2 separate regions of the Mus musculus genome follow, and region 1 is linked to region 2. Evidence: chromatin loops called from intact Hi-C (ENCODE). Cell type or tissue: left cerebral cortex. All regions are shown on one strand. Links, peaks and the distances in the headings refer to the core of each region. The heading gives the core; the rest is flanking DNA. Region 1 overlaps Bend4 (BEN domain containing 4). Region 2 holds the start of Slc30a9 (solute carrier family 30 (zinc transporter), member 9).

What was found. Peaks named below come from ENCODE experiments on the same cell type or tissue, not always from the same donor. Only the 100,000 strongest peaks of a DNase experiment are listed, where the experiment ranks them.
Region 1: a loop joins it to region 2, with 4 times the contacts of the local background. A loop is called at or near these places in 2 of 42 quality-filtered maps.

Annotation. Positions count from the first base shown.
Region 1 is chr5:67,411,092-67,426,964 of GRCm38, reverse strand. It overlaps Bend4 (BEN domain containing 4), which reads left to right. Exons shown (of 5, transcript NM_001164806.1): 2 at 8,943-9,509. Gm33345 (a long non-coding RNA gene) reads right to left here. Exons shown (of 4, transcript XR_868469.3): 2 at 12,573-12,844; 3 at 12,333-12,444; 4 at 7,161-9,071. Among named protein-coding and RNA genes, the nearest start is that of Bend4, 8.8 kb to the left of the region's middle. In left cerebral cortex, for the core only: no CTCF peak of the experiment used is centred there; a DNase peak (open chromatin) is centred at 7,876.
Region 2 is chr5:67,300,088-67,315,960 of GRCm38, reverse strand. It overlaps Slc30a9 (solute carrier family 30 (zinc transporter), member 9), which reads right to left and starts at 9,006. Exons shown (of 18, transcript NM_178651.4): 1 at 8,764-9,006; 2 at 116-283. The coding sequence starts at 8,866. RefSeq lists a cis regulatory region at 8,635-9,358. In left cerebral cortex, for the core only: a CTCF peak has its summit at 8,835; DNase peaks (open chromatin) are centred at 5,762 and 9,040; H3K4me3 peaks cover 2,173 bases; H3K27ac peaks cover 1,185 bases.

The sequences.
Region 1 (15,873 bases), core at 3,131-11,130, 110 kb before region 2:
CCGTGGTCCCCGTGGGCCTCGGGAGCGTGCTACGCTCGGGCAGTAGTAACTTCTGGAAGATTCCGGGGCGCCGCGGTGACCCGAGCTTCCGACGGCGCGCGCGCCTTAACAGGTGGCTGTGGGGTGCGGGCTCCTGGCGAGCACCCGGGAGGGCAGCGGGAGAGCCTGTGAAGAGAGCAGGCCCTGGGCGGGGAGCTGGGGAGGGGACAGGCCCCGGGACAGCGGGCTGAGGCCACTCCGAGGAGACGCCCATTTTATTCCCGGCCACTTCACTTTTTCCCCCACGCCACACTTCCCTTTCCCGCCTGCCCGCCCGCCCGAGGTCTACTTGTCCTTCTCGGAGGTTCTTTGCCTGGGGGAGTGGGGGGAGCTGACCTTTGAAGATCCCGGCCCCAGTAGGGCAGACCTGGACCACTTGGGCTCCTCCTGGGGTCTCTGGGTTTCTTGTTCTCTGTGCGCTCCGGTGTCCATGGCGCACAGTCCCCCTAGCTTTATCCGCGGTTCTGCTGCTCTGGGTTGTGGGGTGGGGAGTGAAGATTTTTTGGCGTGGGCAAGGGGTCGCTGCACAGGAGCATCCACAGAGCAGAGTTAAAATCCCCACCCACCCTGTCCTTGAGACCCTGGTTTCTATGTCAATGAGTCTCCATGGGATCACCTACCCAGAGGTCGAGATTTTATCTCCTCTAGGGAATGTGAGCGAGCACTGAGCAAGGCCTGCACCCAGTCTCAGCTCCTGAGGGAAGGACACACAGCCACGTTTATGGGCTCATCAGAACCTGCTCAGGCCTTTCAGGGCACTTAAGAGCCTCCTAGATTCAGATTGTCAGCGAATCTAAGACTTTGTGTTGGATTTTTTTTTTCTTCCTAGTGACAATAGATGGGCATTGTCTCTGAAGGAGTTATAGATGCCTATGCTAAGAGCTCTGCTGTTTGTCAATATTTTGACATGTGAAGGATTGGTTTGGAGAAAGAAAATCTAATTACAGGTTATAGTGAAGCCTTGTTTCTGTCGTCTCCCCAATGATTTGGAGATGTTAGCGATTCTGAATTGGAGTTCTTACGTGGGCTTCCTTACTATTTCTGGGATGTTTTTTTTCCTCTGTTGCCTTTGCCCTCATATCCCATTGTGTTGTGTTTTTATATTCATTGTTGGGCTCTTCTCTGCTTTCATGTTCCGTTGGCTTTTGGTTTTGAAACAGGGTCTTGCTTGGAACTTGTTTTGGGGGCTCCCCTGCTACTTCTTGGCTGTGTCTGTTACCCCTGCTTGGCGTTTTGTGTTTTTTTTTTTGTTTTTTGTTTTTTTTTGGTTTTTTTTTTTTTTTGCTTTTGTATGTTGCTTTCCAGTAGTGTGAGTCCTTTTCCCTTTTCCCATATTTTGCACTCTTGTATAATGTTGGTTCCAGCCAACTCTTTGGGGACCAACCCTTTACCTTCTTGGTTCAGCCCTTGATAAAGCACTTCCTTCAAGCTATTGCGGTTCAGTCTTTGACTTTCTCCAGAATACTATGGTCCTACCCCTCCTTACTATTTGCATCCGGAGGTTGCTCTTCCCTGACACTCACCGGGTTATTTCTCTCAGCCTCAGTTTCTCACCATTCTTCCCATGGCTGCTCTTGTTCTGGAAGTTACTCTGCCGTCTTTCCTTCATTTGGAATTTTTGGGGGTCTGTTTTCTCCTCCCCTGGGTATTTTTTCCCAATTTCCTATTTTGGTTTGTCTCTGTCACAAGTTAGAAGCCATTGTTGCTGAATCTAAGGATAGGACGGCTCCTTCTTCTTCTTTTTTTTTTTTTTTTTTTTTTTGCCTTCAAACTTATTACCAGTTTTCTCAAGGCTGTTCTGGTTGGGGCTTTTCTTGTGTGTGTATGGGGCTCTGGATGCCCACCTAGTGGTGTTTGTTGGAAAGATGGGAACTGGACAGTAGGTTTCTTCCCTGTGTCCTGGAGAATGTTCTGGATGTAGAGGGGGAAGCCACAGAACTAAGGTAATATTAATCACTAATGAGCAGACCATCTCTCAACAGGCACAGCCATGTGAGTAGCCATCAGAGGGACAGCCACCTGAAGAGCTGATTGGTTCTTTGAGGAACTAATGGTGCCACTTTGAGCCAATGAGCTTCTCTGCTCGACTGGGCCTTTTAACCGCCTGGGGGTGGGGCAGGTGGGGCTCTGCCTGTTGCCTTCTCTCTCAGCAGAGTAATTGTGCTGAGTGTTCAGGCCACCTTGTCAGCTGGAAATAGTCAAACAGCATTGTGGTAAATGAGCTCTGCGTAGAGGAGATGACTGACTGTCCAGGGTAAATATGCTGAAAAGATGAAAGGGTTGGAGTGAGTCTTATTTGCCATTAAATGCTACAAGCCATTGGGAGAAGAAATATGTGATTAAAAATAGATTTTTTTCAACATTCTTATAAAGTCTCATGAAGAGTATAATTTTCCTTAAAAGGGGTAATACACCATGGTTTAAAAAGCATATTTTTCCTCTGTGGGAGGCTTAGAGTTAAAACCCACGTAGATCTTGATACGCAGCCTAAATTTGGCATCAGGAAATGGGAAATTGCATCTTTAAGCAGAGTACAATCAAAAATGAATTACAATAAATCCTATATAATTGCATAGGTCATTCTCTTTAATGAGATTTTATTAACCTGACTGTCAAGCTTTTGAGTCAGGCAGATATTTTATCTTCTTCAACTGATAAAAGTGTCAGCCATAAACCACCATATAAATATTCATAAATCTACACATCTGTGGCAGCCTATCAGCATCATTCTTTTGGACATTAAAAGCATTCTAATTACTTTCTGTCTAGCAGAGCTGAAATGCTGCCTGTTATACTATGTGCTTGGCAGGCATGATTGCTTTTGTTTGCCATCACAAATAGCAGCATCCTATTTTATATACCGATGGTCCAGAAAATATTCAGGGATTGACTGAGCAGGATGCATATTAGGAAGCACCACCTGCTTTTGGTGGCTCCGAGAATATTAACTCATCTGTTAATTTTTGACACATCATTGATTTATTTATTTAGAAAAATTGCATTCTGTTTTGCTGTGTTGATGTTTGCCATTATGGAAAAAAAAATTGGTCTTTTTTAAGGCATCCTTCATTGATTTAAGATGCTGGTCATGTTTTCCAAGACAATCTAATTTTCTAACTTATGTCTCCTGTACCATGCCGTAAAGTCCTCCTAAAAAGAGGTTACATTTTAAGGGAACCCTCTATTTTGAACTAGTTGGAAGTCCTTTGATAGATGTGGCTACAGAATAGGTCACTAAAAAAATTTTTCCTGCTTCTACATTTTTAATATTAATGTATTTTACCCTTGGCTGAGCTAAAATCAAAAGGTTACCACTAATCTTCAGTGCTGTGATCTCCCTCGCAGAGGCGGAATTCTCTGAGGGATCGGCCGTGATGGGCACAGTCTGTGCACAGCTTTCCCTACAAAGAAGGCCGTTAGAGACGAGAAGAGGCAGTGTGTGCGATAGCCTGCCTCCCATCCTCCTCCCGGGCACAGCTTGAGGATGGATTAAAACCACAAGTGCAGAAAGATCTCAAGAAATGGAAATCTTAATTAAAAAAAATAATCATCACCGTGAGTTTAGGCCTTTAGAGTCAGGGTGGGCACAGTTCACAGCCTGCTCTTATCTCCCAGTAGGCCGAGCTGTAAAGCATGCTAAGTGGTCATCCAGAGGGCGTTGGAATTGGGATTTATTAACATTGTGAGACGTTAGGGATAGGCAGCCTTTAAAAGTCTGTTTGTAGATGGTTGACTTTATGTTTCCTGAATGTGAGACGCTCTATGACGAGAGATTTAAAAAAAAAAAAAAACAGTTAAAAAAAAAATGAAAACTCAGTGAAGACTCCAGGGCCAGCAGCCATCGGGTTGCATTCCCAGGGACAGAACTTTTGTCCGTTTCTTAGTGGTAAGGGACTGCACAGCACGTGGGTTTCTGACAGTAGGGCTGTCCAGAAGTTGAAGTGTTGCTGGTTGTGGAGCATACGAGTTAAGAGGCCCCCCTCCCTCTAAGTGCAATGCTAATATTTTTATTACACTCTTCTGTATGTTGATGTTAAGATATACTGTCCAGATAGGTCAAGGTTTTGAAAACAGGGAAAATTCGACCTTAACTGTTTACAATCGCCATTTTCCTATAGATTGGTTCTGAGAGCAAATTCAGAATCATTTAAAAATCTGCCTGTGTAGCTCTGCAGGCAAAAACAACTGTTCTGTGATCCCCCCGCCATTCTCTGATTTTTCTGAGTGCACTTTAATAGATTATCTTCATAATGTAGTATATTACATAATGATTTTTTTCTCAGCATGTTATGAGTTTATCCTTCAATTAAGAAAACAAATCACGCTTGTCCCTAAGTCAGATTTTTTTCCCCCTTAAAAATCCATGCTATAATGTGATTCATCAATATGGTTAAAACTGCTCAGTGTATTGTAGGACCCTGAACAAATGTACTTGAGCAGCTCTTTCTAGAAGGTTCTGTCTTAGCCTTTCCTTTTGTATTCCTCCCTTTTTGTCAAGGTTATGGTAGGGGGGGGTATGGGGTGTAAATCAATTGGAGCCTCGATGATTAAAATGCAAACAGTAAATACAACGTAAGGTCTTGTGTGGGATTATAGGATTAAACAGAATGAAAACCGCTCTTGTGGTAGAGGTGAACATCCCCGATCAATACCGTCCTTTGATTTTACTAATAAAAGAACAAAACCAAGGAAGTAAAATAGCAAGAGTGAGACACCTCTCCACTTGTGCCGTTCAGTAAAGAAATGGCTCCCAAGGATCTATAGGACTCTGGGCCTTCATCAGTGATCACCTTCATCAGTGATCACCTTCATCAGTGATCACCTTCATCAGTGATCACCTTCATCAGTGATCACCTTCATCAGTGATCACCTTCATCAGTGATCACCTTCATCAGTGATCACCTTCATCAGTGATCACCTTCATCAGTGATCACCTTCATCAGTGATCACCCTCATCAGTGATCACCTTCATCAGTGATCACCCTCATCAGTGATCACCCTCATCAGTGATCACCTTCATCAGTGATCACCTTCATCAGTGATCACCTTCATCAGTGATCAGGCTTGAGTTCAGGGGTTTGTGCTGAGCCATCATGTTCTCTGCCAACCCTGGTGTATCTTCACTGAGATGGTCCACACTCCTGAGCTCTGGCCCCATGGTGTATTTATTTGGCTAGATATTCCAAGTGAGAGGGGACCAGCCTAGGCCTTCAGAGAGGTCTGTGGAAAGATTCCTAGGTCTTGACCTTGTCACGAGATAATCTAAGGAAGACTAGGGTGGTATTGCTCCCCAGATCAGGGTGTAGTCTGGAGAGAGGGTTCAGTGGGTAAACTGCTTGCCTTGCAAGTGTGTAGAGCTAAACGCTGTAGCACAAGCATGAAACCCCAGCACCCCTGTATAGCAAGGTAGGAGAAGGAAACAGACTTTCTGGGTGTTGATAGGCAAGGCTGGGATATGCAGTGATGACAGTGTTCCGAAACGATAGAAGGTGCTGACCCCTGAGGTTAGCCTGACATTTACAGAACATGTGGTGCACATCCCTCAGCACACAGATTTTTTTTTAAGAAGAGAAAGTCAGGAAATGTACCAAGAAAAAAGCATTCCCCAGAACTTTAGCCTCTCAGAGGTGGTCTTGTTTTCACCCCCTGCCTTGACTAAACCTGAAAACGCTATGAAAACAAAAGGTTCTGTGTTGTGGGGGTTGGGGGATGACCGGGGGAGTGGAGGCCAGAGGTCAACGTTGGGTGACTTCCTCAATTGCCCATCCTGTTCTTTATGTTTGAGAATTCATAGGAATAATAATAATAATAATAGAAACAACAAATATGATCACATGTATCCCTCATTTCTCCCTGCTAGCTCCTCCCTGCCTCCTGACCCACAGGAGCATCTCCCAACTTGATGTCTTCTTTTCTAACAACCCACGAGGTCCCATTTAGCACCATGCGTATATACGTGGGGGTGTGGCAGTGCACTCTGAGCATGGGCACCCCACCAAAAAGGCATGCTCCATGCGCTATCAACTGCCAATAGCTAAGGCATGGGGCCTTTTGAGTCAAGCAGTTCTTACACAGTCACCCCATTTTCTTGAGATGGGGTCCCTCAGTAGACCTGGAGCTGGCTGGTTAGCTATACTGGCTAGCCAGCAAGTGCCAAGTGGCTTCCTGTCTCTGCCTCCCCAAGGCTGGTATTATGGTCATTTGTTGGCCCCCGGCCCCCTGTTATTTTCTATAGGTGCTTGGAATGGAACGTAGATCCCTGTGCTTGTACATCAGGCTCTTCACCTAGAAGTCACCTCTCCAGCCTTTACCTTGTTTTTAGACAGGGTCTAACCGATTAGGCTAGGCTGGCTGCCTGGCTGGCTGGCTGCCTGGCAGCCCGAGAGCCCCAGAGTAACCCTTCTGTCTCCCAGGGATGGGATTACAAACATGGACCTACATCCATCTCTTATGGGTGCTGGAGATGGAGCCTGGATCCAAGTTTGTGTGTGTGACAGCCACTTTACCAATTGCTCTGTCTCCCCATCCCTCAGTGGGTAATATTTGAGACCCTGTAATCACCTGATTCTCCCACCCCAGTGTAGTCTATAGTCCTCTCCTAGACAGAGAAGAGTTTGGGCTCAGAATTCCCCAGAATGGTAGCATTGTACAGACTTGGGGGAATAGATACTTCTGCATACTGGGGGCACTGCTAGAATTTCTTTATGTCTTTCAATTAAGTAATTGAACCAGGACACTTGGATCTTCCCCCAATACCTACTTCACTAGTACCTACTTCATTAAAATGCACTAAGAAACAAACCATGGTAGACACTGAGTTTCAGACAGAAGTTCAGTGTCTGTCTCTGCCTTGTGTTATTGCCCCTCCTCCCTACCCCCCCCCCACCATGTTTTCTGAGAAGGGGCCTCACTGTGCTGCCCAAGCTGGTCCCCAACTCCTGTGTTTAAATGATCCTCCTGTTTGGTCTCCTGTGTAGCTGGGGCGGTACTTCTGTAGCACAGCTCATGGATAGCACAGACTGCTAGGCTTGTGGTTTTGTTCATCACACACGCTGAGTTTTCTAGGGGATTTTTTACTACATCTGTCATCTCTACCCCAAAGAAGACCTCATCTCACCGTGTTTTACTTAAAAGAATCCTTTTTTTCTTTCCCAGACCAAACAAAACATAAGTATCTAGCCAGTGTTTTCAGAGAAAGCCAGGAGCTAGCTACAGTTTTGTCATCAATTGTTTCTGGCACCTGAGTTCTCCAGTGTTACCATTAATCTCGTAAAGGGAAGAAGAAATGTAAGGCAACTTCCTCCTGCTGAACACGCCCTGAAAAGTGTCACTCTGTACTAGTGAGAGCTGTTTCTACATGGTGGTGAGCGGGAGGAGAGGCAACCACTTGTGCTCATATTTAAGATGACTTTGGACTACACTAAGTAATGCTTTCAGAATTTGGAAGTGTAAGATACTCGTCTCTGAGGCTAACTGCTTCAGTCTGCTACCTAGATCTAGTCCTGGAAGTTTCTAGGTTCTGTACAATCTAATCTGAGCCTAGAATGTTTCCAGCCTCTGAGACTTGCTGCTGAATAAGCTCACCTTTTCTTGTTCTTTCTCATCTCTAGTTAGCTGGTTCACCTCTGCTGTTCTGGCTCAACGCTAACTCCATATGGCATCTCTGGCCTTCTCCTGAATTGCTCTGGTTGGTCCCAACCAGCTCTAACCATGTGTTCTAATCTGGCTCCTTCTCATTCCCTTGCTCGTTCTGTCTTCTCCTGTGTCTAGCTTGTTCTCTCTGTGCAGCCTGTCTCCATACAACCAGCCCAGGAAAACTGCCTCCTCTTCTCTTTTTCTCTCTGTGCTCTTTTGAGAGTTGGGCAGATGCTAGTCTGCCAAACCTTTCTCTGATTTGTCACTTTGTCTGCCAATTAGACATCACTTTTCAAACACGGCTGCTTCCTTCTATGGACTTACATTCATTAAAGATGTGTACTAAGGGTGTGTCTGTATTCCAGCCAGAGGGATTAAAAGTGCATGCTAAGGCTGAGACACACCACAACTAGAAACAGGTTTTTTTTTTCCAGTAAATAACACAGTCACAGGGTTCATGGTGTGATCAATCAAACATCCTGCTTTGTGGGAGAGAGTTTTTTTCTTTGTCTTTGTAGCAAGTTGATTGGTTTCTCTTTGTTTTTTACTTTCCACTGCTTGACAGTTTGTGTAGAGTTCAGGTATGTGGGCTTTGTGGTCCCCACCCATGCCTTTTCCCCTTTTAGGAGACTTGACAGTCCAGTGCAAATGGCTCTGAGAAGAGAAACAAGCCATTTTCAGACAGCGCTGCTGCGTCTCTCTAAACCCTGACCTCAGCGAGCATTCCAGAGTAGGAAGGCTGTTGAGCCCAGGTGTTGGTGACAGTTTCGTTTCATGCTCATCCTTTGTCTATAGAGCCCTCGGTGTTACCTTGGATTTCTAGTGAGCTCTTCCCAAGGACTTATCTCTCTGCTCCAGTTTGCATCTGGGAGCTGCGTGGTTGTGGCAGGGATTGTATCAGCTGATGAATAGCAAGGGCAAGAGGGCACTCCAGAAATAGCAGTAATGATTGCAGTAAGGCCTCCTATCAATGAGGAATTGAGTCTGCAGTGGCTGGCTCGATTCATTAGAGTGAGGATATTAATGAAGCCAAGGGTGTAAGTTCAGACCTGTGCAGACCAGAGAGGGATATCTTCATCTGGGTCCCAGGCTTCTCTCAGAATAAGGGGCTGGGGCCCCCACTGGTCACAGAACAGCAGGGAGCTATGCGTCATTTCTCGGGTGGCTTCACTGCGCCTTTTGTGTTATGAGGTTAAGTTGAAAATGGAGGCCCTTGCTCCTTCCACGCCTGGCTGTTGGTCACTGATATCTCTCTTCTTCCATTCCAGAGAGCCGGATGATCCTGGATGCCTTTGCCCAACAGTGCAGTCGTGTTCTTAGTCTCTTAAACTGTGGAGGAAAACTTCTGGACTCCAACCACTCTCAATCCATGATTTCTTGCGTCAAGCAGGAAGGCTCTAGTTATAATGAAAGACAGGACCAGTGTCACATTGTGAAAGGGGTCCAGAGTCAGACCTCTGACAACATAGACATAGAAATGCAATATATGCAAAGAAAGCAACAAACTTCTGCCTTTTTGAGAGTGTTCACTGACTCTCTCCAAAATTATCTGCTCTCGGGGAGCTTCCCGACTCCAAACACCTCATCAGCCAGTGAGTATGGCCACCTGGCTGATGTGGACCCTCTCTCAGCCTCCCCGGTGCACACCTTAGGTGGCTGGACCTCTCCGGCAACATCTGAGTCTCACGGTCACCCATCCTCCTCTACGCTGCCGGAGGAGGAAGAGGAAGAGGAAGAAGAAGGCTACTGCCCTCGATGCCAGGAGCTGGAGCAGGAGGTTATCTCGTTGCAACAAGAAAATGAAGAGCTCAGAAGAAAATTAGAGAGCATCCCAGGTATGTGTTCACACTGTATGAAGACAGCGGCAACTCCAATCCGTACCTCTGTGCGTACGTGGGTTTGGCTTTAGTGATGGCGGTGGAGCCAGGATGTTGAAAACTTGAAAAAGCGTAAAACGTGTAAGATGTCCTTGGCTTGCCCGGTCCAGGCAGGAATTCCAGGGCAAGAGCTAACTTGTCTGTGTTAGCTTCCTGTTCTTGGGTTAAGCCCTGAAGGCCACAGTCCTCATGCAGGATGTCTCTATTGGTGTGTAAGTAATTCCTATGTGTGATGCCTTACATTGATGTGCATTTACTGTTACGAGGCTGAGAGCCCTTTACAAGTGGCCTGTATTTAAATATGGCATCTGTGTCCCCAGGTACAAATGCGAACAAATCCATCTTTGCATTAGCAGGATTCAGCGCTGAGCAAAAGAACATGATCTATTCTGTCCACGCCTCTCCTTGGCCTCCTTTGCTAAGTTTCAGCATGGAATTGATTCAGCATGTAAGCCCCTCCGTGTAGAGTTAATTTAGACATTGCAAACTAGGAGATCAAAGATAAACTGTTAATTTAGCTGGCCCTAAATTGTTTGTGGCCCTGGTCTGAGGCAGTCCTCTCAAACATCCTCCATTTTCACAGGATTAGAGTTGGAGTTTTCTTAGGACAAGACCTGAGTTTGTTTGTCTGTTTGTTTGTTAATTTTTTGTTTCGAGACAGGGTTTCTCTGTATAGCCCTGGCTGTCCTGGAACTCACTTTGTAGACCAGGCTGGCCTCGAACTTAGAAATCCGCCTGCCTCTGCCTCCCGAGTGAGTGCTGGGATTAAAGGCGTGGGCCACCACGCCCGGCCATGACCTGAGTTTTTGTTATGAGTGGTTTTTCCTCTGCTATTAACAAAAGTGCATGGGTGCTGGAGAGATGCATCAGCAGTCAAGAGCCCTGGCTGCTCCTCCAGAGGGCCTAGGTTCAGTCCCAGCATCCACATGGCATGGCAGCTCACAACTCTGTATAACTCCAGTTCCAGGGGCTCCAACACCCTTATACAGATATAGATGCAGGCAACACCAATGCACATGAAGTAAAAATCATTTAAAATTTTTGAAAAAAAAAAGAAAAGTATTAATTTGACTTGTATCTTTGAGTTTGTTCCTGTGTATGAGGGACTTACATTGACAGCAGAATTGTTAGCTAGAACAAGATCTCTGAGCTGTTTTAATCATGTGACACCCCCCCCCCCCCAAAGATGATAAAGTCAGGGCCACAGCCCCACTATCTGCACTCAAATAGCTATATTCATACATTCAAAGCATAAGAATTTCTGGAGTTTTAAGACTGATAAAATATATAAATAGAAGTGATATCTTCTGTTTAAGCCTGGGGTGTGTGGGTGTGTGCCAGTGTACCATATAAATGGTAGCTCATCTAGAAATAATAGAAGAAAGTCTCTGTTTGTTGGGACACATAGGACAGAAAACCAGAAATGGCTATTATGATTTGCCCAACAGAGCCAGGTGAGGTGGCCCATATCTGTAGTACCAGAACTTGGAAGGCGGAGCCAAGAGGAACAGGAGTCCAAGGTCATCCTCTGCTACAGAAGTGTGAGGCCAGCTTGAGTTAATTGAAACCTGTCTCAAACACACACACACACACACACATACACACACACACACACACACACACACACACACACACACACACACACATACAAGTTGCCAAATTAAAAATTAAGCTGTTTCCCATCTTTCGTTAAAGGTCTTTTCCAAATGGAGCCGAAATTTGGCTCAGAACATTGTGGAGTCTGGCTCAGCGTGTTGGTCTTGGAAGAAGAGACAAGAAGTAAATATGGGGTCAGGGGAGTCGGGATGCTCTTCCAAGCAGGCTGTCGTGCCTACAGGAAACATCCTGGGAGAACCCAGGAGGCTGTGTGGAACCACACTGTTCCTTGTCTCCCCCAGTCAGGGAAAGGTGGTCTCAGCTAATGTGCTGAGTTTGCACCTCTGCCGGCCTGCAGCTAGGCTCCACTCATTCTTAAGTTTACCTCTAAGCGTTTGTCTTGCCTTGCTGTTTCTCAGGGGACAGAAAATAGTGTCATGAGTGGCTGCAGAGGCCAATGCCAGCCACTCTCAGTGTGTCCCCATGGGTATGCTTATGGCTCAGCCAGGCCAGGTGCTGCTGTCCCATAGGTTTAGAACATCAGGCTCCTGCTGGCTTAATAGCCACTGGGAGCCTTCCTCCTGAGCCTCATCCTGGGTGTGGGAAGAGGTGACACAAATGTCAGAACGTGACTTATTCCTGGTCCTCAATATGTGGCAGTGTTCTTGGCATATCATAAATTTGGGGTTCAGTCAGGCCAGATGCTGGTGTCAGGGATAACTCATTGGTGGCCTTCCACTAGTCACTGTCTGGACATCCAGAAAGGTGAAAAATGATACAATTTCTTAAGCACTCTTGATGATCAGATATCGAATGACACTGGCTGAAAGTCAGTGGTCTAATGATCACTAGAGTTACTGTGGCTACCCCGGCCTTAGGAGCAACTCTCTATGAACCTTGAACTAATTGCCATTTACACAGAACTCAAATTGCATTCTTTATGAATGGAGAGCTGGGCTTGGTGGCACACATCAGTCCCAACACTGAGACAGAGCAGGAGGATAAGGCATTCTAGGGCATCTTCAACTACATACCAAGCATGAGGCTTTCGTGGGCTGTGTGAGTCCCTCTCACCATGTCTGTGGAAGCCCAGCAATACACATGAAGAATCAGGCTATGAATTATGCACAGATAAAAAGGAGTAGGGGGGGGGGGGACAGGACACCCAAGCTGATTGGTGGTTACCTGTCGTCGAATGTGATCGCTATCTCAGGAAAGAGATTGAACGTGTCACCTGAAGATGGAAACTTGACCAAAGAGAAGGGGAAGTACTGCCATCTTGCCTTCTTCCTAGTCTCTGGATGAACAACAAATGAGAGACTCATTCAAGACTCCATTCTTGACTCTTGGTGACAGTATTTTCAGGAAGAATATGCCCTTAGACACCCACCTGAAGAAAAGTACAGTTAGTGAGAGGCTGGTTACCTGTGTGTTTTCAGGCAGTAGCTCTGCACTTGTCCTAGAGACAGTGCATTCCCATAGGAAGACCTGGGGCTGTTTTGTAGAGTCTGCTCCATCTGACAGTCAGTTTGTGGCAGGACACCCAGGACGGATAGGCACAAAGGAGAAAGCAACATCCGCAGTCAGCAGATGGAAGAAGGAAGGTTGAGATCAGTTGACTAAGTGTCTTCAGGTTCTCCTGAAGGTACTGCCAGGAGCACGGGGGCTTCATTTTCTTCCCTGAAAAGCCTTTATACCTGGAGCGGAAGTGAATTAAAGAGGGTGAGCCCGGTAGCCCACAAGGAAAAGTGCTTGGCTTGGATGGTCCTAGGGGAAGGGAAGGTGTTAGATCTAACCCTAAAGAGGTTGGGGAGGGCTTTCCACCAGCGTTATTTATGTATTGCTGGTGAAGTGTGGACAGCCAGAAGCTGTAGGTGGTCCGAGGTTCTTTCAGATGGGAGACAGCTCACACTAAGGAGCCCACATTGGCAATTTTCCTTTTGTATCAGATCATCACGATAGACATTTGGAAGTTTGTCCTTTTTTTTTTTTTTTTTTTTGATGTTTTGATAAGAGGTGAAAACAGCTTAAGAAGCTGCATGGGCTAGAGAGGTGGCTCAGTGGTTAAGAACACTGGCTGCTCTTCCAAAGGTCCTGAGTTAGCAACCACATGGTGGCTCACAACTACCTGTAATGGGATCTGATTATGCCTTCTTCTGTCATGCAAGCATACATGCAAATACAGCAGTCATATACATAAAATACGTAAGTAAATCTTTTAAAGAAGCTTCTGAGTGAGTGAATGAGCTACTGGGACCAGGAATATGAAGCAGTGCCTGGGGCAGTTCCTCAGTGGAGAGGACGTCAGGGGAGGGACGCCAATCGAGCTCACAGTCAAGCTGTAATCAAACATGCTCGTGAGGATAGATATAAAGATCCCATGTTAACCTGACCTGCCAACAATTGCAAACCATACCCTCTCTGTCGCACCTCTCAGAAGAAATCACTGACAAATCTCAGCTGCCTATTAACAAGTATTTTTTAAAATTTTTATTAGATATTTTCTTCATTTACATTTCAAATGCTATCCCGAAAGTCCCCTATACCTTCTCCCCACCCTGCTCCCCTACCCACCCACTCCCACTTTCTTGGCCTGGCCTTCTCCTGTACTGGGGCATATAAAGTTTGCAAGACCAAGGGGCCTCTCTTCCCAGTGATGGCCGACTAGGCCATCTTCTGCTACATATGCAGCTAGAGACACAAACTCCGGGGTACAGGTTAGTTCATTATGTTGTTCCACCTATAGGGTTGCAGATCCCTTTAGCTCCTTGTGTGCTTTCTCTAGCTTCTCCATTGGGGGCCCTGTGTCCCATCCAATAGATGACTGTGAGCATCCACTTCTGTGTTTGCCAGGCACTGGCATAGCCTCACAACAATTATTTTTTAATACCAAGTCCATAGATACTAAAATAAGGAAAACTATGGGAGGGGTGTTTGTTGGCGTTTTATTTTTTGTTTCTCCTGGTTTTCAAGTTGGCTGCTGGTTCGCTGTGTAGCCAGTGATAGCCTTGAACTCATTCCTCCTGTCCCTGGAGTACTGTGGCGTGGTTACAGGGCTGTCTGCTCCTTTACAGTGTGTGTGGTGCTGGAGAAGAAACCCTTCAGGCTTGTTAGCCAAGCACTGCATCCCCTGAGCTTGAAAACCTGTCTTGAAGAGCACCATGTATACCAATTACAATTCCTTTAAATGTGTAAATACCAAGTATACAGAAGATAATCTTTAAATTAACCTATTTACTGAGACAGGGTCTTATTGTGCAGTCCTGGCTGGTCTGAAACTTGCTGTATAGGCCAGGCTGGCCTTGAACTCACAGAGATCTGCCTGCTTCTGCCTGAGAAATGCTGGGCCTAAAGGTCTGTGCCACCATGCCTAGCTGAATATTTTCATTCTCTGCATTTTTGATTTGATTTGATTTGACTTTTTAAGATTCCACACATAGGCTGGATGAGACGGGCTGGAGAGGGCTCTACAGTGAAGAGCACTCGCCGCTCTTACAGAGGACCCAGATTTGCTTCCCAGCACCCTCGTGGCAGCTCACAAATGTAACTCCTACGTCAAGGGATCTGACTCCCTCCTCTGGCCTGCCTGGGCACCAGGAACACATGTGGTATACATACACTCAGAAAGTAAAAATTACAAGAAAAAAAGAAGATAGACAGTATTGCCCTGTCGTCCCCACCCCCGACCCCCCGCAGTTTACTCACACCTTGGCAGATGGCAAAGCTTTTTTCTTAATACTCCACTGAACACTTGCCTATGCCTGTTTTGTTGTTGTGGGAAAGTCGTGTCTTTCCACGTCACAGTAAACACGGAGTGTGGGTTTCTTCCAAGGTGGTAATTTTGTTTCCTTTGAATGTAGTCCAAGAAGGGGGATTCCGGTCATACAGTAGTGCTGTGCTTAACTTTAGGAACCTCTGTAACCTTTGCACGCGGAGGACAGAAGTCTCCCTTCTCACCCACGGTGGACACCATCACCAGGCTCTGTTATCTTTTGATTTTTTTCATTCCAAGGCATGGAAAGTGGGATCGAGTTTTGTCTTTCTTGTTAATGACTTCGGAATGTGTGTACCACTGTGCTGGCTCTTGCCTGGTTTGTGTGGAAGGGGTGGGGGCAGAGAAGAGAGAGGGGAAGGGTTTATTACTGGCCTGTAGCTCACACTTAGGCTAGGCTGGGGACGTGTAGACAAGCCCCAGGGGACCATCTTTCGTCACCACACGCTGCTGTTTACGTGGGTGCAGGGGCTGGAGCCAGGTCCTAATGTTTGTAAGGAAAACAGTTCATTGACTGAGCTGACTTTCACTGGTAGGAATTTTATAGTTTCTGGTCTTAATTTTAGGTCTTCTCTGTAATTCTTTTTTTTTTTTTTTGGTTTTTCGAGACAGAGTTTCTCTGTGTAGCCTTGGCTGTCCTGGCACTCACTTTGTAGACCAGGCTGGCCTCGAACTCAGAAATCCGCCTGCCTCTGCCTCCCGAGTGCTGGGATTAAAGGCATGCGCCACCACACCCGGCTTCTCTGTAATTCTTATTAGTGATAGTCTATGAATTGGTGGTTGAGTTTTGTGAATGGTGTAAGGTTTTTTGGGGGTTTTTGTTTTTGTTTTTGTTTTGAGCATTCAGTTTCGGGGACTGGAGAGATGGCTCCGAGGTTAGAACACTTGGTGCTCTTGCCCACATCAGCTATCTATTTCATTTCCTCTTACGGACAGGAAGTTGGCATCTAATCC
Region 2 (15,873 bases), core at 4,248-12,247:
ATACACTCATTCCAGCCCAGACGGTTTTACAGGCATATTATTAAAGAAGTAAATAACTTTACATTTCCCCAATGTACAAGAAAAATTTAAAAACATTCAGCAAGTTTATACATACCTGTTTGTGTAAGTGATGGGACTTTGTCAGCTTTTGGAGTCTGTGAGCCCTGCCCTCCTTTCTGGACATTCGTAGAGTACAACTTGACTTGATTTATAATAGATAAATGTGGGTGAATGTCGGGAACCACATATGTAAAGCTTTCAAATGTCATTACATTCTTCCATCCTAAGAGAAAAAAGTCACTTTAACTTTAAACATTTAACCAATCACATGCTTGAATTTCCTTAGTAATATAGGAATCTAATATTTCAATTTCTCCCCTATATTTATATTGATATACAAACTTCAAAAATATGTATGAACTCAACCAAACATTCATATTCAGTTATTTCAAAAGATAGTATATAGTACATAACAGATACTCTCTTATTTTTTATGCTGGTCGCATTTAAAAAAAAAAAGCTGCTATAACGTATTTTTAGAATAGCAGAATCTGGGTATGAGACAACCAAAAGGGCTTCCTACTTAAAATTATCCCATGTCTTCTCACAAGCTGGAGATTAGGTCCTGTCATGTAACAATCAATAAATGAACCTGGAACTGGTGAGATGGCTCAGTAGTTAAGAGCACTCACTGCTCTTCTGAAGGTCCTAAGTTCAATTCCCAGCACCAACATGAAAGCATGAAGGCTCTCACCTGGTGCCCTCTTCTGGAGTGCAGATATACATGCAGACAAAGTGTGCACATACACAAAATACATATAAATAAGTCTTCTAAAAAAGATGTCTTTAAACAAACAAACAAAAAAGGAAATCCTATTAGTAGCCATCCCTGTTGTCTGATTTTTTTACATTTCCTTTTAAAATTATTTTTAGTTATTTATTATTTATTTAATGTATATTAGCACATGTCGCTGTCTTCAGACACACCAGAAGAGGGCATCAGATCCCATTACAGATGGTTGTGAGCTGCCCATTACTGGTGGGGTTGCTGGGAATTGAACTCAGGATCACTGGAAGAACAGCCAGTGCTCTTAACCTCTGAGCCATTTCTCCAGCCCTCTATGGAACCTTTAATTGAGAGGATGGGAGACACAAAGCACCTTAGCTGTTGCATACTGGTTGACAGTGGTTTTTTGGACCAACACAGAAGGAAACGAGACTCCACAGTTGTGCTCAAGTGACAGAAAGATAAACTTCTCCTCCTGACTTTTTATGTATTACTGTGTACTCAGGTTTCCAGTTTCTCAAAGGACTCAAGAACTATTGAGACAGAATCTATACTTCCTCAGGTTTTATATGAAACCAACCATGTCATTAGAGACAATTCCGTTTTTCAAGAGTGAATGAGCACTGCAGGGCTGACACTTGGTTAGGGGACACAGCTTGGTGACAGGACCATCCTCAGCACCATTGGGGCAGAGGGGTACGATGTCCAACTGCTGAAAACTGAATCTCCAAAACACTAACTGATGTATGTCACCTACAGGAAGAGGGTTTGTAAAATAGAGAAAAGCTCAGAGACCCTGGCAGGAATAAGTCTCTGTGAGCACTGCAGGTAACTGGGAAGCATGAGGAGTTCAAGGAGACAGAAAAACTCAGTCAAGCTCAGGCTGACCATTTATTTGGGGAACTTCCTGCTGTCAATGTATTTTTTAGTCTATCTGGCAAATTGCTGAGCGTCCGATGTGGCCTTGGTTATGTGCATCTATTCCTAAAAGCTAAGTGAGAAAAATAACAGTAGAGAATTCCTGCACACAAAACATGTGACATACCAAACCTGTCTTCTTCACTGTAGCCACTGCTATTCTTGAGGCAAAATAGGAAGACGAAGAACATATAAAGGGAGGGCTAGAGAGATGGCTCAGAGGTTAAGAGCACTGACTGTTCTTTTACAGATCCTGAGTTCAATTTCCAGCAACCACATGGTGTCTCACAACCATCTGTAATGGGATCTGATGCCCTCTTCTGGTGTGTCTGAAGACAGCCACAGTGTACTCACATACATAAGTAAATCTTTAAAAAAGAAAAAAAAAAAAGAAAAGACAAGACAAGACAAAGGGAAATTAGGGCACAGAGAGCAGGGGACAGTGGCACACACATTAATCCCAGCACTCCCAGCAGAGGCAGGTGGAGCTCTGTGAGTGTGAGGCCAGCCTGGTCTACATAACAAATTCTAGGCCAGCCAAGGCTGCACAGTGAAACCTTGTACTAAAAATAATTGACGATGATAATGATGATAAATTAAGGGCTCATGAAAAGCCCTGAAACCTGGGACCTTGTTTGCTTTTCCTGCTGACTAAGAATCAAAACAAAATTTTCAGCAATACTGGCAAACTCAAAATTGCCTACAGAGGTATTGTTTCCTCAAAAACATCCAAAAATGTGTATTTGGGGCCAAATGTTTGTAACCTCAAATTTTAGCATTCCTCCCATCCCTAAATCTGAACAGTAAACCTTAGCACCGAGAGAGGAAGACATGACCAGAGGGAGGGAGGGAGGGAGGGAGGGACCCAAGCACACGAGATGGCTCAATGGAGAAAAGCACTAAGAACCAACTCGAGACTGTGGTCCCCTAACCTCCACACGAATGCCATGGCATGCACACTCTGATACCTCCACACACACCAGACACAGCCACACAGTAATAACAACAGTAGTAATAACTTTCTAAAGAAAGAAAAAGTCTTTAACTACTTGTCACAAACAATTTTTCATTTCTTTGTGGACAGACCCAAACAAGGCCCACATACTGTGCTTGAGATCTCTTCCAGCCATTTTTAAAGCTATACAATATATTTAAATTTCAATGCTTTAAATATTAATAAGCTAAGCTGTTCATCTGAATTTCTGCCCTGGTAGTTTTCCAGTCTGAACTTTACTGCTTGAATTCCCATAGCAGTGTCTAACCTACCCTATGTATCCCACATGCCAGTGGGTGTAAAGGCTTTTTCTGAACTCAGTTGATGAGGAAAAATCTTGGAAGTAGAGATGAAGTCTCTTTGAGGGCTGCTTATTCTGGACTGGGATCACACCTCAGCAGCAGAGCTCTCGGTCCCAGATTTGGTCATGACCAAACTCATCTAGTATCTAATTTTTCCTTTATTTATGACAATGTCTACTGCTATTCAATGCTACACTCCTTTACTCTCTGAGCAGCTTTAAAACTGTAGCCTTCTAATATGGTTATTTCTTCACTCAGTCAGAATGCCTTTGCACAGAAAATCCCGCTCTGAGGTTACTCAGGAATCCAGTGTAAGTCTAGCCTCAGGCCTTAACTCTTCCTTCTTATGCACCAACTCTCAAAATGGTAAGTGTGTCGCCTGGCACACTGCAGAGGTGCCATGGTTTTAGTTTACAGATATCATTACAAGTGCAGATTTCAGTACGATTTGCTGTATATTTCAATCCATTCCAGTCATTGAGTTGAGTAATGCTCAAATGGCCTTATTTCTGGCCAGTAGAGGTCTCTTCAAATCCTTCTAATACTTTACCCTTGCTAGCTGTCTGGAAACATCCCTTAGTCTTGAATGTTAATGGTATTTTAGGTATCAGCAGCTTTCAGCATACCTTCAGCATTAATACACAACTGAAAACTGCTTATAGGCTAGAAACTACATGGGCCCACATGGGACTCAATGAAGCCAATAGAATTCTAACCCAGCAATGGAAAACAATCAATCACTTGCAGGGTGGATTGCTGAATTCATTAACTCCAGCTGGCAGAAATGTAGGAAAGCTTATTTCCTAATCTTAACACCCTTTCTTCAAGGTGACATCTAAAATCAGCTACATCTGGAACATTAGTCTTTTGTCTGGCACTCACTGCTCTACCAGCCTGAACAGGGCTTGCTCGTGGCTGCATCATCAGGGCTGCTTCATCTAAGTTGCAGCTTCTGGCACGTTACCAGTTTAGCCATGACAATCAGGGGCCTAGTCACAAGTCTCTGCTTTTACTTTGCTTCTGTGACTCCTGACAGCCACTGCTACTGTTTACTGCTTGCCCTCTTGCCAATCTAGTTTGTCATCTACTACTTATTGACTTCAGCTTTCAGAGAAAATATGGCTTTCATTTGAAACTAAATATAACAATAAACAATCTATTGTCTTTCCTGCAAACTGACAATTCAGTCTATTATGTATGTTTCATCTGCATTAAAATAAACAAAAAAGGACATCTTGTGGTCTGGGATAGTTTCTGGCTAATTTTGTGACTTGAGCCAAGGTTGTAACCTGCTGTCTACATATCAGTCTCCTTACCTAAAAAAGTATTTCAGTAGTTTCTTCCCTCCAAATTTGAGAGCACTGACATATTAAAAACTGAATAATTGAATAGCTGGAGGGATGGCTTTGTGATTAAGAATGCTAATACTGGCTGCTCCACAGAATCAACTAACTGGGACTCATGGGGACTCACAGAGTGCAGGGAGCCAGTAGGGTCTGACCTAGGTCCTCTGCATCTATGTTATCTGCATCTGAGTAGCTTGGTGTTCACGTGGGAATCTGAACAGTGCAGTGGAGGCTGTCCCTGACTCTTCGGGCTGCTCATGGGACCCTTTCCCTTCTACTGGCTTGCCTCGTCCAGTCTTGATGTGATGCTATGTGCCTGGTCCTATTGTAGCTTGTTATGTCCTGTTTGGTTGATGTCCATGAGAGGCCTATTATTTTCTGAGGGGAGGCATAAGATAGGTGGATCTGAGGGAGAGGGGAAGTCTGGGTGTGGAGACTAGGAGAAGGAAAGGAAAGGAATGGGTAACTGTGGTTGGGATACAATATGTGAGAGAATAACAAAACAAAACACACAAACAAAAAAACCCTTTGCTTGCCAGATGAGGAACAATTCCTAGTTCCTAGTTACATGTTACAGTTACATGAAAAAGGGAGTCTAACTCAGTATGGTTTCAATCACTAAAAAATATACTTGATAAGCTACCAGAATTATATGTAATTTTAAAATTGATTTTCTATATTTAAAAAAATGTGTACAATAGGCTAGGTGTGGTGGTGCACGCTTTTAATCCCAGCATTCAGGAGGCAGAGGCAGGCAGATCTATGAGTTCAAGGCCAGTCTGATTTACTTAGTGAGTTCCAGGACAGCGAAGGCTCTGCAGAGACCCTGTCTCAAAAAAACACAGAAAGTATACCATATAGAAACTAAAAACATAACTACCAATAAGCTATCTAGAATTCATTAAAATCTTAATGGAAGGCTAGAGAGATGGCTCAGCAGTTAAGAGCACTGACTGCTCTTCCAGGGGTCCTGAACTCAAATCCCAGCAACCACATGGTGGCTCACAACCTCCTGTAATGGATCCAATGCTCTCTTCTGGTGTGTCTGAAGACAGGTACAGTGCACTCATATAAATAAAATAAATCTTAAAAGGAAAAAAAAGATCTTAATGGGGACTGAAGAGATGGCCCAGTGGTTAAGAGACTTCCAGAGACCTGGGTTCAATTCCTCGCACCCACAAGGCAGCTAACGATCTTCTGCAACTCCAATTCCAGAGGACCCCATACTCTCTTCTGGCTTCCATGAGCACTGCACACATGTGATGCACAGGTCTACATGCAGGCAAAACATTCATACATATAAAAATGTTAAAACCATGAACTGATTTTAGGAGCGATCTTATTAACAGCACCATCAGATTGTGACAGTCTGCCAATATGAACACTCAGGAGCCCCAGTTTACTGGCATCCCTTCTGCCAGCCAATGCTGCAGGAAAGCCTGCCTACTCATCTAGCCAGCAGAGGTGTAAGCAAGATAGAGAGGCCCAGCCCAGGAGAATGTGACCTATATGGTTTTAGTACACAGCATAAAGAAGGCCATCTCTCACTTTATTTTTTTTTAAAGGCAACAAAAGCACACACTGACAACTCCCTGTGCTACAACTTGGATTATAGCTCTACTGTCTTGCTTAGTTACTTCAATATTTGCTAAGAAAAAGTAAAAATAGCTGCAATTCCAAGACTTAGAGATAGAGACAGGAGGATCACAAAATGGAGGTCAGCCTAGGTTAAATGTTAAAACCCTGTCTCAAAAAGATGAGAAGGGAGATAAAATCAATAAAAGCATCTAACATAATACAAATACTATAACTACAAATAAACTTCCAATGTATTAGTAATGAACTGAGATACACATTTCAGTATGTATTTATTTATTGTAAATTATTTTCATTACAATTGTCAGGTCACAGGGCACAAACTTCTTAAGGTTCCTTTTACACAGAGAATAACTACCTCATAAATCAGTGTTCAATTCTGCTGCCAATCAGTACAAGAGAGTTCCTACATCTCCCATAAAAAATATCATATCATCAGTAGAAAACCTTAAGAGGATAAAGATATGGCTTAGCAGCTAAGTACTGCATATGCCAATAATTATAGCCCCATGTGATTCACGCCCTCTGTTGGCTTCTGTGCACACACATTCTGGAACATACATGTGCGTGCACACACAAACAAATAAATGTTTCGACAAAAAAAGGAGTAAACTTAGCCAATGCAAGATAGACAGCAGTGAAATCCTTTAAATATATATGTTTAAAAACAAACATTTTAATGTCTGTAGACCATGCTCTCTGCATGTTATTCATCAACATTCAACCATCTCCTCTGCCCATTGCTGCATTGTTGGATATGCTATCCTACCGCCATATTGAGTATGCTTAGTCCAGACTGTGATGGGCTGTGTGAAATACACACTGCATTCTGAAGACAACACAAAATGGGAGACACCTTAACATTTTTTTAAAAATTATATGCCAGAATATATACTAGCTAAAGTATACTATTTTTACTTTTAAAAATAAGTCTACCACACAGTGCAAAACTACATGCTGTGGCCAGGCTCTTGAATACTGTCTTTCTTCTTTGACTTCACAGAGGTTTCTCATTTTTATGTATTTGTATCAGTCAATGGGTTCCTCCTGTTTACTCTTTAGTGTCATTTTGGTTTTTTGAGATGAAGTTTTTCTGTGTGGCTCTGGCTGTCTTGGGACTCATTCTGTGGATCAGGATGGCCTCAAACTCAGAAATCCTCCTGCCTCTGCTAGAACTAAAGGCATGGACTGCCATACCTGGCCGCCTCTGTTTATCCCTGAGAAGACTTCATTAGACAGGTAAGCATTCTAGAAGAAGAAACTAAACTTTATTTCTTCTCAAAGAAAATCATCTGGCTTTGGATCCCCAACTCCCTCTCCCCCAAAACATAAACAAACAAACAAAAACAAGACAAAAAGCTTCAAATAGTTTTTCTTGTAATATGCATCCAACTTAAATAGCACACTTTCTCCAAATGATTTTTAAATTTAACCATAGTTTTGATTGCTCTTTCAAATACCGTAACAAAACTTCCACCAAGGTGATGTTTCAAATTTAAAAAGGTGTTAAGTGTTAAAAACACTAAATTTTTTGTAGTAATAAACATCCTAAAAGAACTCTGCAAAGTAGTCCTAAATGAAGAGACTAATTACTATCTGAGCTACAGAGAATGGGACAAAGAGCCCAGCATTTTAGGCCCAGTGACAGCTACCCAGAATAAGAATTACAAATTACACTACTGCAACTCACCTCACCAACACTGAAGGGGCACTTTGGACAACATTTAACAGCCACTATATGTATATATATTTCTGTGTAATATGTTGAAGTTTATTTGGAGTTTTAAACAGAGGGCCCATTCTGTTCATAAGTGGCATACCGCCACCATGGGAAAACTAGCTACAGTATTCTGTCATTAACAACAAACTAAAACAGTGTATTGCAATCAATTCTTTTGCAACCTTAGAAACCAGCTTTTAATACGGTATGAATATATTCTACTTTATCTGCCCAGCACAGGAGTGTGTGACCGCTTTTATCAAAAAACCTGAATGGCTGCAGCTTTTGCCTTCCGATCCAAGTTTTTGAAGGGTGACTGTGAATGTTTGAGAAACGTTTCTGTAACCACTCTTTGCAAATCCCAAGAACCTGAGGGGCTCGGGTTAGCGGTGGATTTGGTCCTGTCCTCTCCTGGGCTCTGCTAGCAGTCCTCCGTGTCAAGCTACGGGAACAAGGGAGGTGAACAGAAACAGGACTTACACGTTTGATGCTACTTTAGAAACTCTCCAATAACTTGAATCTGACTGAGAAAGCAATGCTGACGAAGATGAAAACTCTCAATCCCACCCTGCGCCCAGGGTTATTTATGTACAGTTTCAGGAGACACTTTTGTCACCAAAAGGATTGTTCGATATAACCGCAAACTTCGGTGGGTTTCCTGTCCCCCAGACTATGCCCATTCGATAACTGTGAGAAGCCCTCACCTTAAGATCCGTATGTGACATCCACTTTGATTTAGGGAGATTTAAGAAAACGGGATGGCACTAAGAAAAAGTGTAGCGCAGGAGTACCTCACTCAACCTAAGCAGCAACAGAACTGCGGCGGCGGCCCAAGGGGACCCTCCAAGCTGGTGGAATCCGCCATTTCCCACGGCCTGTTTGGGTCACCCTGGGTCACCGCGATGTGCCCTAAGACCTCCGGGTCTGGAGGTCCGCCTCAGGGTGTCCCTACGCGGGTTGGCCGCTCCCCGGTAGCCGCGGCTCGCGGGGACACCTGTGAGGACCTTGCGAGACCGGCAGGCTCTGTCTGGGTTGGAGAAGGGCAAGCGGGCGGGCCAACTGCCGAGGCCAGGCGCGGCCTCCACCGGTCCGTCACTCACCCTGGCTGCGGCCGCGGGTCGCTGCCCGGCCGCCACCGAGCCTGCACAGCGCCGCCCAGCTGCACCTGTGCGCCGCGGCGGCGGCGGCCAAGCCCGGAAACATCCTGGCGGGGCAGAGGCCCCCACTCGGACACCACCTCCTGCCTCCGAGCCGCCTGCCGCGCCAACTGACTCCATAGACCGGACCCCGGCGAGCACGGATGTGTGCGCCGCGGCCGGCGGCCTCGGCGACCCGGAAGTCATGGGGGTGTGGCGCGACAGCGGAAGTGACGGAATATGCCAGCGGGGGCGGGGTGGGCGGTGCTTCTGGCCAGCACCGGGCCAGGACGGTGTGCGCTGCCGACTGTGCTGGGCATTTGTGAGTCCGTGTCGTGTCCCGGGAGACAGTCTTACGAAGCGCCGCCGGGGCGTGGGAAGCAGGAGGAGAAGGCAGGGTTTAAGCCTCTGTCCCCTTTCCTTTTGAACCCTCGGCACCGCTCTGTCCAACACCGTGGTCACCTTGCTGATCACTCAACCTCCGCTTCTCGGTCGTAGTATAACAAAATTAGAGGCGTGCATAAAATTTGAAGTCGCGGTACTATGTGTACGCGAAGATGGAGCAGTTTTTCAAACAGCCTGGTCCCAGAGAGAAAGAAACCTGAACACATTCGCCTGTTTTAACCATTACCATGTCAGGTTCATTCAGTTCTTAGCTTAAGCCTTCTTTCACCACCCTAATTATAATTAACGTGGTTCTCATTTTTAAATAGTTACCCTGTACACTTTTCTTCAAAATACCACTACTGAAATTATTGTCCCCCCGGAATAGAGAATAGCTATATGGACACTGGATCCTGTGCAGTATACGTATACTACTATATTCCAGGGGCTAAGTCAATACCTGTCTGGCCAGATAAATAGAATGGGATGCATGTCCAGTTGTTTTAAAGATTAATTTAAATCGCTTAGTGAAAGTACTGTAAAATAAAATTTTAAATGGAAAATGAGTGCACAGGGCCGAGGGAAGGTATAGGGAACTTTCGGGATATCATTTGAAATGTATATAAAGAAAATATCTAATAAAAAAATAAAGAAAATGAGTGCAAATCAGTAAATGGGGAGGAAACCCACCACTTTGAGTGGACTTGAGGCTCCCTTCACAGGAGGGAATCCACCTCTGGTAAGGTTAAGCAGGTCAAAAGCCCATGGCTAACAAGGTTGTGGTCTCTAGTAAAAGGCTATTGCAGCTATTTGGATAAATATATTATGGTCTGACACCCCTTCCCCCATAACTGTAGCCATTTTGTTCCATGCTTGCCAGTTATATTACTACTCTAACATGCCTGCCACTCACTGACCAAGAAGTGACTTGGCTCAAGAACATGCTGACCACATAACCATGGTTTTGTCCTGTATGTTCTGAATGTTATGTATGAGGTTTGCTAATCTTAAGAAATTCCATCAAATCAAAGGTCAACACGAACTGTTCTGTGTAAAACGGCTTGAGTTAGAGCTGACCACCGGACAGCCCTTCCTGCACCTACATATGAGCTCACTGTGGTTTTTGTGGCTGACAGTGAAGAATGCTTCTAATAAGCTAAAAAGTTATAACACTCATGCTCTGTTATCTCGATGTCCTGAAATTCCCCTGTTCACCATGCATCCCGACACTTTCCTTACCTTACTCAGGACCCATCAGCTGATATACTTTGCCTCGTGAGCCTTCCTTGCCCTTTAAACTTCTGTACCTTGTTTTTTGGGTTTTGTTTTGTTTTGTTTTGTTTGTTTGTTTGTTTGTTTGTTTCGAGACAGGGTTTCTCTGTGCAGCCCTGGCTGTCCTGGAACGCGCTCTGTAGACCAGACTTTCCTCGAACTCAGAAATCCACCTGCCTCTGCCTCCCAAGTGCTGGGATTAAAGGCGTGCGCCACCATGCCCGGCCTGTACCTGTTTTTTTGTTTGTTTGTTTGTTTTTCCTATAGAAAGTCTACTATGAGAGCAGACTGGTGCCACAATTAGGTTTTTCCTTCTTGTGGACCTAGGCATCCAGTGTTATGGTGTGTGTTCAATAAACTATTCTTGCTTAACTGCGATGGTGTGTGTGGCAAATTCCTGAACCCCAACAAACGGATAGGTTATTCTGGTTAAATTGCCTTCTAAAGTGTGTGCCCATAGAGTAGTGCTACTGTCAGCTTTGAACAGAGCAGCTGTTTGTTTGTTTGTTTGTTTTCTTTTGCAATGGTCAATGGTAACTGCAGAAACGCCTAACTGATCAATAAAACTGAGAATAAATGACTGTTGAATGCCTAGCCATAAACTGAAACATTTGTATCACTTCTTCCAAAGGCCAGGGAACATTCTGGAAAAAAGGGGCGGATGAAAAGTAAAAACCAGAGGAAGTGCAGGGAAGTAGTGGAAAACACGGACTTCCAGTATGACATCGTTGGTGCCTTCTTGAACTCACACTTGCTGTGATTACTCTCAGGAGACTGGGCACATCAACACTGTGTCTGGGGAAAGAGAAGGGGCTCCTGGGGTCCTGCCCTCCCCTGAGAGTTTCTACACAATGGTTGATGGGGGAAGGGAGAGACATTTGAAAGCAAAATTTCACCCATTCACCTGTAAACAACCCTAATGAAACTCATGAGATGGCACTCACAGAGACAGGCACACGCACATCAAAGCAGAATGGAAAAGCTCACTGGGAAAATGACAGGGATTGGCAGGGGTGGGCAGAGGACAAGAGAGGAACAGGTGTGCAAATATGATCACAATACACTGCATATAAAATCTCACAAAAAACCCTTTATACATTATTAATATATGCTTATAAAAGCTTAATGAGAATCAGCACAAGGATTTTGTTTTGAGACAGGGGCTCACGTTGTAGCCCAGGCTAGCTCAGCAGTCACTATATACCTGGAGTCACTGTGAACCTTTGAGTTCACTGTTCCTCAGCCACCTTTCACTTTCTCAATCAGTGGTTCCTTTCTTTGGAAGAAAATGTAAAGCATTTCAAAAGACTTTGTGACTGTAGTCTGTATTTTCTGGAATGCAGGTCCAAGTGAGCATGTCCCTCTAGGTCATTTTCAGACATTCTGTGTGTGATTAAGATTTTAGATGGTCTAAACTGAGAATGTATGTTATAAACAGATGCTTAAATTGCACTATTTTATCAGACAGACAAAAGCGGAAGTGGAAAATGACCAAGTGCCACTCAGGGTTCTCATACACCATAATTTCTACAAGATGTTTCCAAGGAAGTTGCTGCCCTTATCAGACACTTTGAATCTAGCTGGCTGAACTTTGTTTCATCCTGTCTAGTCCTGGGACAATGATGGTTCTACTCATTAAACAAGCCTGGCTATCTATCTGGAAAATGGACTTAGATGATTCATTACAAAATAAAGAGAATGGTTCTGCCCCGAGGCTTCCAATTTTGAGTACAGATGTATCCGTGGGAATTGTGTTCTTCTCCCCTTCAGGATTAGTGTGGAAGGACCTTACCAACCTGAACATTTTTTAAAGGCTTACACATGGCTGTATAAAAGGACCGTCAAACCACAACTAAGGGTGTGTTGGTCGCCACTACACAACCAGAGGCAGAGATAGAGCGTATGTGCAGAGACATTTTCTATGTCTAAGCAAACCTTTCTTGCACGTGAAAAACTGTTCATATTGTTTCAAACCACACTGTTAATCCCTGCGTCCACTTTTCAGAGATGCTGAGACACTTGTCTCTAGTCAGCATGAATGTGAACATGAAATCAGACTCAGGCCCTCTGTCACTCCAATATGTATGTTCTGAAAAGCATGTTGTAAGGCAAGGAGAAGGCAAAGGGTTTGTTATTCTATGTGCATTATATGCATGTGTGTATGGTACAGAGGCTAGAGGTTGGTATCCGGTGTCTTCCTCTATCTCTACCTTTTATATTTAAAATCACATTTATGTAGGTGTATGTATATGCACATGTGTGTAGGTGAGATGGTACAGTGTGCCTTTGGAAGGCAGAAAAATAACTTGTGGGAGTCAGTTCTTCCTACCAGGTGGGGCCCCGGCATTGATCTCAGGTTATTTCATTCATCATGTGTGGTGACATGTGCCGTATCTGCAGAAACATCTTGCCAGTCCCTCCGACTTATTTCCCATTTTATTCATTCATGTGTGCGTTCACGATGGGGAGAGCACGTGCCATTTTACACAAGTGAAGGTCCAAGGACAACTTTGTGGTGACACTTATCTCCTGCTTTTATGTGGAACCTGGGTAGCAGATTTATGTCATCAGCCTTAATGTAGCAAGTCAATTCAATTGACCCATTGAGCCACGTCCAGAGCCAAGAGAGGATTATTCTTATGCACTGACTTCAACATTCCTGGATGTGCTTGTGGGGGAGTCTGGGCACAGGTGTTTTGTTTCATAAACAGGATCTCAATGGAGCATTTGCAAAGAGATGAAACACAGATCTAGTCTGACCAGATGGGGAGTTTTTGAACTAAAACTGAAGTTTATATGAGGACTAAAATTAAGTACCTGGAATAAAAATTTTCATGACTAAGGGGCTGACAGCTAAAGGAGCTACAGCTTGAAAAAAAACGACAAGCCTGGCAGTGGTGGCGCACACCTTTAATCCCAGCACTCAGGAGGCAGAGGCAGGCGGATTTCTGAGTTCCAGGCCAGCCTGGTCTACAGAGTGAGTTCCAGGACAGCCAGGGCTACACAGAGAAACCCTGTCTCGAAAAACAAAAAACAAAAAACAAAAACAAAAAAAAAAAAAGAAAGAAAGAAAAAAGAAAAAACGACAAGTGTAGAAAACAGAAAGCTCTCTGCTTGTGCCTCCTGACCTCCTTAAGAGTCTTAGTCAAGCAGGTTAGAGCTATGTCTCCCCTGTGTGCTGTGAACATCTTTAGACTTGGGGGCGTTTCTCTCATCTTCTTACCCTACGTGTTCACTATAGGTAATAGCATAGAGTATGCGCGTAGTGAATAAAGGAATGGAAATTTAAAGCTACACAGTTTTAATTCTCCTTTTCTATCTAACCCTCCTTTGAGAAAGATAAAGATGAAATTTCTATGAAATCTCTCCGACTTCTACCCTAGACAGTGAACTTTCAATGCACTTCCTCATTTTCTGGTCAACTTCCCTTCCTTCTCAATATAAATAAACCTTAGGCCTCACCCCCACCCCTTTATCTCCTGTTATTCCCTCTCTCCTTTCTTTTGTTCATTAAGTTTGGTTTTGAACTGGCAGGAACTCCTGACCTCAGCTTCCTGACTGCTGGGATTGTTTCAACAACATAAACACATTCCTCAGTTGTTTTACTTTGTCCTGATACCTCAAACATTCCTCCTCTTGTCACTGGAAACACTTGGCTGACATCACTCTTCTGCTTGCTGATTTAAAAAAAAAAAAAAAAAAAAAAAAAAAAAAGCCAGGCGGTGGTGGCACATGCCTTTAATCCCAGCACTCGGGAGGCAGAGGCAGGCGGATTTCTGAGTTCGAGGCCAACCTGGTCTACAGAGTGAGTTCCAGGACAGCCAGGGCTATGCAGAGAAACCCTGTCTCGAAAAACCAAAATAATAATAATAATAATAATAATAATAATAATAATAATAATAATAATAATAAAGCAGTTGAAAGCATGCCAGTGTTAGTATTGATTTTAGCCAGGCCTCATCTACTTTTGGACATAGTTCTAGAGAAACTGAAGGAAGACAATCTCACTCCTGCCCTGTTTTCTGTTAGAAGGAGCAGAAGGGAAGCCAAAACATGGCCTGCTTTCGCCTTTAGGAGATGAGGCCTTGGCTGTGCCTGGGAAACTGCAAACACGCCTGACTGCTTTGGTTTCCTTAAGGAACAAACCCACTGAAGCATCCAATGGTCCCACGCGCAACAGAAGGAAACTTTAAGGAGCCAAAAGACTTCCCGAAGAACTGAGGCACAAGTAGGAGGCTAATAAACAGAAGAAACAAAAGGAAAGCTCAAATTGTGGAGCTAAATGTTCTTTTGAATAGTTACAAATATAAAATGTCAAAGAATTATTACTAAACCCACATGTCTTTGACAAGTGAATTGCAATCAGAGGTCAGGGTACAAAAAAGAATTATTAACTTGCACCGTAGCACAGACCACGTGTCGCTTTAGCAACTTTTTACCCTTGCTTTTTCTGAGAATGAACTCATATCCTTTATTCCTTTCCCATGAAAATAAGGTTTTTTTAGTAGTTAACTTACCTCTGCCCCATAGCCAAGAAATACCAGTCCATAATGGAACAAGATTCACACCCTTATTCCCTTTAAAAAAAAAAAAATCCAGTTCTTACCTTACGCCCCCCTCCCCAGTCAACAATGAAGGTTGTGCTTCCATTTAAGGATCTAGGCTCTTACTAGGTCAAATGAAAATTGGATATTCTTAGATGCACAGAAGCATTACTGTAGGCAGCCCTTTGTTCCCCACCTTATTTAGAGGGTAGAAGAAAGGGCTTGGAGGGAGCCAATCGCTTGAGCCTGGAATCCTGAGGCTGGTGGTATGGCAGCCCTAGCAACAGGCAGAGATCTGCTCGAGGCTCAGCGAGGGATGTCTAAGCTTGAGATTTTGTGTGGAGGAGGCATGCTGAGAAGATTCAGCAGGTCCATTGGTTGCTACATCAAAGCCAAACTGTGGGAAGGGGTGGGCAAAGCAGAAGTGTGAGGAAGCTACTGCTAACGTCTACGTAAGAGATGAATGCATTTTCTGTTCATGTGCTGACCGGAGCTGGTGACATATTCTGGGTATACCTGACAATTGGGGACAGAGGACTTGTGAGACATCCTAATGACTTAATCCTTCTGATGGCATGCTTGAGTTGACTGCTGGTGGTAGGAGGCCTTCTACAGTGTTAGTTTTATAGTTCACAATATCGGATGCATGAAACAAGATGTCATCACTACTACACAGGAACTGTAAAATCAATATCGGGTGGGAGGGAGCCGGGTGGGGAAAGGGTTGCCACATCAATGTAAGGACCTGAGCTCAAATTCCCCAAACCCACATAAAAAGCTGGTTGTGGTAGAACGCATCTATAACTCTAGCATTCCTAGGGTGAGACAGGAAGTAGAGGCAGGTGAGCCCTTAGAAACTTGTGGACCCATAACC